Linked DNA regions of Mus musculus: region 1 is linked to region 2. A link is a loop called in an ENCODE intact Hi-C map of the cell type or tissue named here. Cell type or tissue: left cerebral cortex. All regions are shown on one strand. Region 1 overlaps Wwox (WW domain-containing oxidoreductase). Region 2 overlaps Wwox (WW domain-containing oxidoreductase).

Region 1 (4,000 bases), 240 kb after region 2:
TACTCTGAACTCCACTGCCTGGGTTCAAACCCCACTTACTCAGGTGACTCTGGGACAATTCCTTAAATAGGAGGGACTTGCTCCCTCCTCCTTATGGTGATTAGTAACAGTGTTCACCATATAGCTTCATTCATTTGTTTTGTTTTTGCTTGGGTCCTGGGAAGGAGTTTTAGACATGGTTTCATGTAGCAGCCGGTCTAAAAACTCTCTATATCTCCAAGGGTAACCAAATCTTCTCTTTCCGAATATCATGGCATTTCCACGAAAGCTAATCAAACTTCCTCCAGTGATCCAAAGATGTAATTGCCATCAATCACATTCTAGCATCTCTGCTGGTCAGCTTTTCCTGACAACTTGACAGGACCTAGATTCACCTGGGAAGAGGGCCTCAATGAGAGATTATCTAGAGCAGGCTGGCCTCTGGGCTTATGTGTCAGGGGTTGTCTTGATTGTTCACTGATGGAGGAAGAATCAGCCCACTGTGAGCGGCACCATTCCCTAGGCAGGTGGTCCTGAACTGCTTAGGAGGAAAGCTAGCTGAGCATATAATTAGCAAGCCAGTTGACAGCATGGGTGCAGTCACCTTTGCTCTTGACTGTGAATGTGCTGAGTGAGACCAGCTGTCACAAGCTCCTGCCTCAGTGACGTTCACTAAGTAATGGTCTGTGGCCTGGAACTGTAAACTGAATGAACCATTTCCCTTTCCTAAATTGCTCTTATGCAGGGTGTTTTCTCACAGCATCAGAAGTGGGGCTAGAGCAGTGCTCCAAACATTGATCCCACAAGCATTTATTGAATACTTGTAGGCACTAAATTCTTCTCTAGTCCCCAAAGACTTTTCCTTTCTTTTATATTACAAAACATACAAACCGAAACAACAACAAGCTCTACAAATGAGTCTGCCTCAGGGTGATCGCTCTCTCTGTGTGGGATGTAGGCTTCAGACATAATGAAGTTTACATTACACTTTATCTCTGGGTGCAGTGATGGTCTTCAGGCAACAGTCCTCTCACTTCTTGTGTGGCTCTCCATTCTCCTCCACGGATGACCCATGATTGACAGTGGTAAAGTGCAGTCCTTCTTTCCTGTATCCTCTTCCTAGCATGTACCACAGATGCACACAGAGAAGGGGGAAAGGGAGGAAGGGGAGGAGGAGGAATAGGGAGAGGGAGAGGGAGAGAGAGCGAGCTGGAGACAGGAGAATGGATGAAGGTACGTAAAGCAGAGCTGGGCGAAGAGTCCCCTCCTGTCCTCCATGCAGGAGAGGAAAGGTCTGGGAGGCAGGTGCTGGGTGAGTCCTCCTCTGTGGTTTCATACACAGCTCAGAAGTTATGACTGCTGCTGCTAAGCGATATGCCCTCTTTTTTTTTTTTTTTTTTTTTGGCAATCACATGACTTCTTTTAGTTTCTGGATTTCTTTTCAAGATTTCCTAAAATCCCTTTCCTGGAGGGTATTTGCATGGTTACGGGGCACAGCGTGCATTGTCAGAGAAATTACAAATTGCTAATTGAAGCGCCTCTGAGAATCATTTTCCTTTTGTTTTGCTTAATTTTCCACACTTAGGAGATCAAACTTTCAGTTAAATGTTTATACAGCAATTCAGCCCTTGCAAGCCATCTGTTGCCGAGCGGGATCTCTAGGATGCACAGTCTCGTGTGCTGGGTTGAGCCTTTCAAATCTCTTTGCACGGAGGCAGAATGTTTAACCCATGCCAGCAGATCACCACTTTTATTTCCAAATCCCCTGCCAAACTCTCATCGATCTCCATGGGTCGCGGATGGAGAGCATTGTGGGTTGTCCTCTATCAGTGGCTCAGAGCGCTCACCTCTCTCGCTTCTCCATTTCTATCATGGAGAAGGCACTGAGGGGTGCAGGCAGCATCCTTAGCATCAGTGCCCACGCTGCTCATGAAGAGCTGAGCTAACACGCACCGGAGGGAAAATATTGCTTCTCACAAATGCTCAATAATTATAGTCTTTGTTGCATTCAGATCCATATTGTGACACATAGTGGAACATCTTCAAAGTCTGTGTGGAAAAGTTAACAGATACTTGCTGGTGACAGTGAAAAAAAAGTTACTATATGGAGAAGAAAACTGCATAAACAGAGAGACATTGGTGGCAGCTGGGCTCAAGGCTCTGTCTTTGTGTGTGTGTGCGCGCGCGTGTGTGTGTGTGCACATGTGCACACAGCTATGTGTATAAGGGCAGGTACACACGTGCCCCAGAGTGGGTGTGGAGGTCAGAGGATAAGCTCTGTTGTGAGTCGTCATTTTCTACCTTGCTGTGACGTGGGCTCCTGATGCTGTTTTCCCACCATGTAGCGAGCATGAGAGCTCCTGGGAATGCTTCTGTCTCAGATACCCACCCAGTCTTAAGAGGGTTGAAGTTACAGATGCTCACATTATTGAGGCTGGCTTTTCCTTGATTTATTTTGGGATTTGAACCTGGGTTGCAAGTGCTTTTCCCCAGCTCCTTGGGGGAAATTTCTAGCCAGCGTGGTATGTTGGCTTCGAGAAGACCTGGGTGAACAGACTGCATAGCATATTTCTCAAAGAATATTTATTCGGAGCAGTTCCTCTTCCAATCAAAGGGGCCCGGGATTCTCTTTTTCTGAGAGCTGTCGACCAGTGGACACAAAGAGCAGGAGAGAGTGAGTCTTCCATCCTATCTCCCTGATTTGCTTGTTTGCATTGAAGTCTTCGGAGCATAAAATCGTTGCCTCCTTCCCACAAAGGTTAGGGCAGTTGTTCTCCATCTTGAAATTGAGCTAAGCAAGGTGTCTGTTTTGTTGTTGTTGTTGTTGTTTTGTTTTGTTTTGTTTCCTTTTGGTGATTTAACTCCTTATACATTCAGGGACAGAGGGTATCAAATGTTTGAGTCCCTGTGTTTAAACACTTGGTACTAAACTGTTTGAGAAAGTTACAGAAGCTGCAGAATATAGAGCCTAGATGGCTGCCTGAGGTGGGTCACTGTGGGTGAGCCTGTGAAGGTATAGTCCAGCCGTGGCTCCAGTTTAAGCTCTTTAGCCATGATGGACGTGAAATACAGTAGCCACCTACGCCCACAGGCAGAGCCACTGCAGCTGTCTTGCCTTGCACATCACGATGGACCATACCCTCCAAAACAGTGAGCCCAGATATATCTTAAGCTGCTTCTGTCCAAGCTCTGTCTCAACGATGAGAAAGGTATCTGATTCAAGGGAGATGAAGATGTCCATCTACCTGGGAGCATCAAACGAGTCCCTGTTTTATCTTCCATGGAAATGTCTTCATAGCAAATTGTTTTTGGATTAAAAAAAAAAAACTAAGAATAACTGTCATAGAGTCATTAAGCATAGATTTCTGCCTGACGTTTGGATGTGAAGTTTAAAGACTTCACACAGGACTTATTGATGTCTCTGGATGCTCAGCACACCGGGAACTTCCTTCTGCAGACAGCCTTAGGAAGCTTCACTGTGTGGGCTCAGAGATCCAGCTAAGTAAGCAAAGGACTTGCCAAAGGCCTGGGTTTAGTCCCCAGCACGGCATAAACCACACATGGTGGCACAGGCACTTGGAAAGTGGGGTAGAAGGATCAGAAGCTCAAGGTCATAGTAAGTTTGTGGGCATCGGGGATGCATGAGATGGCTTTGAAAAGGAATTCTTAGTGCTAGGAGTGTAACTTAGAGGTAGCATTCTTGCCTAATATATATACGCAAAGCTCTAGGTTCAGATCCCATTGCAGCAACAGCAGCAGCAGCAATAACAACAACAAAATATTATGATATTTTCAACTTGGATGAAACTGGAATAAAGATTCAATAAAACATCAAGTCTGTTTTGTCAAGGAAGGGAAGTCGTTTAGAAGATACACTCTGATAATTAATTTGTTGAGTTTTATAGAGCAATGGTCTGTGAACTGCAGTCCATGGGCCAAATCATGTTGCCTGGCTAGGCTTGTGTTGGGAGTTTTATTAGAACACGGCTGTAGCTACTCTGGCACTACAGCAAATGGGTTT
Region 2 (4,000 bases):
AAGATGTGCCTCATTAACTCCATGGGTACCTCCCTTCTTCTTCTTCCGCCCTACCCTTCTCCATCCCTTTCTTTCTCTCTCCTTCCCTTCCATTCCCTTCCCTTCCCTTCCCTTCCCTTCCCTTCCCTTCCCTTCCCTTCCCTTCCCTTCCCTTCCCTTCCCTTCCCTTCCCTTCCCTTCTATTCTCTCTCCCTCCCTCTGTCTCATCCTTCCTTTCCCAGGCTGGCCTCAAACTCCTCATCCTCCTGTTTCTACTTCCCAAGTGCTTGGATCACAGGTACATGCCACCACAGCTAGCTGATGTCACCTTGAGGATCAAGTCCAGGGTCCCCTGCATGCTAGATGAGCATTCTACAAGTCCTGGGCCACATCTCCAGGTGTTTCTTAATCCATCAAGGCAGATATTAGAAAATAACCGCCAGACACGGCTTCCCATTGAATGTGTTTTAGTTAGTGGAGGATGGGTCTCGACTTGCGGTAGGATCCTGTTAGGAGTGAGGGACCAACCTCGTGAGTGGATGCAAGCCTGACAGTGTCCTCATTTCTGACACCAAAGGCACATTGGGAGGTGACCCTCCAACTAACCTCATGCCTAATAATTTGCTAGAAAGACTAATAAGGTTAACTGGAAACTGCAAAATGATTGATCCTAGTTTACTGCAGGGCAAGAAGGGCACAGATCACAGTGACCAAGAGAAAGAGACACGGAAGGCGGAATCCAAGAGTAGCAGATGGTCAGTTTCCACCATCCCTTTCCACGAAGCGTGGACAAACTGTCTTCCTTGTATTGGTATGTGGCTGCACTCTGGAGTGTGGCCACTCGTGAAAGGTCACCAAAACCCAAGGTCCAGCGTCCTCGTCACCTGAATCCTCATCACTGAGGCATGGTTGCTTGGCTGACGAATGATTGGCTAGTTGATCCAGGGTTAACCTGAGCCTCCAGGACAGGTGATACCACATGATAAAACGTTCTTACCCTAAACCTAATTTTTTGGTATTTCTGCAATGGCCTGTCTCACCCTAAGACCTTAGGGATGAATTGCTACCACCACCACCACCACCACCACCACCACCATCACCAAGAAAGCTTAAAACCAGGTCATTCCTTAGGGTTTCCTAAATGTTATCATCAGTTTATGTGCACCTTTAATAGGACATATATATTTAAATATATACATTTAAATCTCTGCCTCTGTCTCTCCTTCTCCCATGTGTGTGTGTTTGTGTGTGTGTGTGTGTGTGTGTGTGTGTGTGTGTGTGTGTGTCGGGACAGCACATGCATGCCAGAGCCTGCACATAGAGATCAGATGACCTTGGGTATCAGTCATCACTCTTTACTTTGGGAAAGAGTGGCTTGTTTTTCATGGCATATTGGGATCCTCCCAGCTCTGTCACCCAGCTCACAGCAACAGAGCCAGGATTAGAGACGCGCCCCACCGCATCCAGCTTTCACCCCCAGTTTAAGATCCAACCTGAGGTCCTCACTCTTAGGCTTCCCACTGGTGCAGCTTGTCAGGTCAGAGCATCTCTTTTAAGACCGCTGTATCACAGGATTTTGCAGCTGTCATGTGGACACAGGTCTTAATATATATACAAAGCATCTCTGGTGGCCATGACATCCCCTGGGCTCTCAGTGTTCGTTGTATAAAAGTAAGAACAGCGTTCAACCTCTGTAAGATGTGCCCTGTCCACCAAGGCCATTTTAGGCCCCACCATCAAGGCTTATCCCTGTTGCCACTAGGTGGCAGCAACCAGGATTGGGAAAACAACCCCTCAACTGTTCAGAAGGTAAAAGGGGGGCCTGAAGGGCAGGTACCTTTTCTCCACAGGGGCTAAGGCTAAGATACCCAGCACTATGTGTCTGCATGGCAGGTGCCTGTCACAGGTTGTTGCGCAACTAGTTTTGGCTATTGCAAGACTTGACAGAGGCAGCCCCGGGTTGCTGGAAAGAGACAGGCTCTGTCCACCGGAGTGCCAATTCTTACATTGTCTCCAGCTAGTTGAGGGAGCATGAAGATGTCACATTGATCCACACCAAAGCCCGTCTTTCCCTCCTCCATGAAATGAGCCTTGTTTCAGCGAAGGAGTCTGGTGTTGTTTAACTTTGAGCAGGATTTTCAGTGCTCTAGAGATAGTTATGATGATGTAGAGATCAATGACTAGGGTTTGAGCTCTGACACCAGCCTCCAGGAGAGCAGCTCTGGGTCCCATGTGTCTGTGTGGCCTTGGCCAAGTCATTAATTTACCATAGTATTTTTCTTCTATTGCATGTGAATAAGGAGTAATTACCCCAAGGACACACGGGTAACTCCCAGCATTATCCGTGATAGAACATGCCAGGGCCCAGCAGTTGTATTGGCCACATAACAGACTGTCAGTAAATATTATTCAGTTGTTACAGCATGTGTCTGTCTCCAGGGCTCTTTGTCGATTCTCTGGGTGAGAGATTCAGTCTTATCTCCACACTGCCCAAGCACAGAGAGGCCTCAGCCTGGCCTGTAGGTGTTCAATACCTGTGTATCAAATAGAAAAAGTAGATAGATTTGGATCCCTGGGGTCTAGTAAATCCCAGCACCATGGACCACATTGGTTGATCTCCTATTCACCGTGTTTTCCTTTAAATCCAAGTCAGAGGGAAGGGTGGTCATTAAAGCACGCTTATCAGACCCAAATGAGCACTCTTTGCCACACTTCCTTGGTGCCAGGCTTGTATCTTTTGTCCCTGTCTTGTCTCACTGCCTCTCCTGTGGTACCAGGACGGTGTCTCTTCGAATAGGCATCTTTCTTTAGTAGGCAGATTAAGTGGGGGTTTCTCTCACTACTTGTTTTTCTTTCTTGCTCTGATGTTGTAATGAATGGAATCTTCTGCTCCTGTCCCTCACACATCCTCAGCTGCCCCCCAGTGCTAAGATTAAGTTGCTAGGATGTGCGTTTCAAATTAAACCAAAGGTCTTGTGTGCATTTCGATCTTGCTAAAATTCATAAAGAAAAACAAACAGAAGAAACTGCAGTCCCAGATCTGGATACTATGTTCTCCCGGCCTCCAAAAGCCCTTTCTTTGTCCCTGTGTATTTATGCATTTTTCATATTTGAGTTTCATTAACCCCTCGAATGTAAAAGCAAAGTGTTTGGGGCTTTGCTCTCCCTATTCTTTTTCTTGACCTGAAGACTGATCTTTTTAGATATTGGATGCTTTAGAAAGAGGACTGTTGCAACAGTTATTAATACACTTCCTAGATGGGTGGCTTGAAAGAAAGCCTGAGAGGAAGAGGTTTTGACTTCCTGGGAGAAATAAATGACGGAACAGGCAAAATAGAAGCGCTTGGTAAACCCGGGTCCGTTTCATCGCCAGTTTTATGGGCAACGCTTCTGTGTTGCCATAATGTCGGGGATAAAACACACTTTAAGCCATCATGCAAAACTCAGACTTAGAAAATGAAAAGATATGAATTTGAACCCGAGTTTTCCTGTCAAGAGAATTACGGTGTATTTCAGCCCACTGCTTCGCTTGAGTTAAATTTACTATTATTTTCCCTAACAATAATAACAACAGTGCAAAGTCCTCCTTTAAGTCAAGATGCTTGTTATAAACCCCATATGCTTATAAATGCACGCCTGGTTGTATATATGAACCGTACATTCTCATAGAGTGACATTAGATTTTTAAGGAATTTCCTTTTGGCTTTCAAATCATTGCACAGAATATCGGAGTAGGCACCGTGTCAAAATAATCAAAACGTATTTAACACTCTCTCGAAAAATCCATTTAAAAATAAGAACAAGGTCCAAGGATGATTTTCAGACCATAAATTGAAGTGTAAATATTCAAATTATTTTCATAAACTATTCAGTTCTGTTGGGCTTTTATGCTATCATACAGTGATTTTTTTGTATTTAAGTTTTCCAGCACTTCTCTTTTTTAAGAGCCTCAAGTGTCCCATAAAAAGCAAACACTTGAATTTTCAGTTTCTAGGTACTGCATATTTTTCCTTCTGCTTGC

Evidence for each region. A loop is a pair of places that touch in the nucleus more often than their neighbours do. Peaks named below come from ENCODE experiments on the same cell type or tissue, not always from the same donor. Only the 100,000 strongest peaks of a DNase experiment are listed, where the experiment ranks them.
Region 1: a loop joins it to region 2, with 1.9 times the contacts of the local background. A loop is called at or near these places in 2 of 42 quality-filtered maps.

Annotation. Positions count from the first base shown.
Region 1 is chr8:115,329,238-115,333,237 of GRCm38, forward strand. All of the region lies in intron 8 of Wwox (WW domain-containing oxidoreductase), which reads left to right. Among named protein-coding and RNA genes, the nearest start is that of Gm39256, 310 kb to the right of the region's middle. In left cerebral cortex, no CTCF peak of the experiment used is centred here; a DNase peak (open chromatin) is centred at 1,707.
Region 2 is chr8:115,093,999-115,097,998 of GRCm38, forward strand. The region is part of intron 8 of Wwox (WW domain-containing oxidoreductase); the gene reads left to right. Among named protein-coding and RNA genes, the nearest start is that of Gm39257, 130 kb to the left of the region's middle. In left cerebral cortex, a CTCF peak has its summit at 1,732 (motif pointing right); a DNase peak (open chromatin) is centred at 1,776.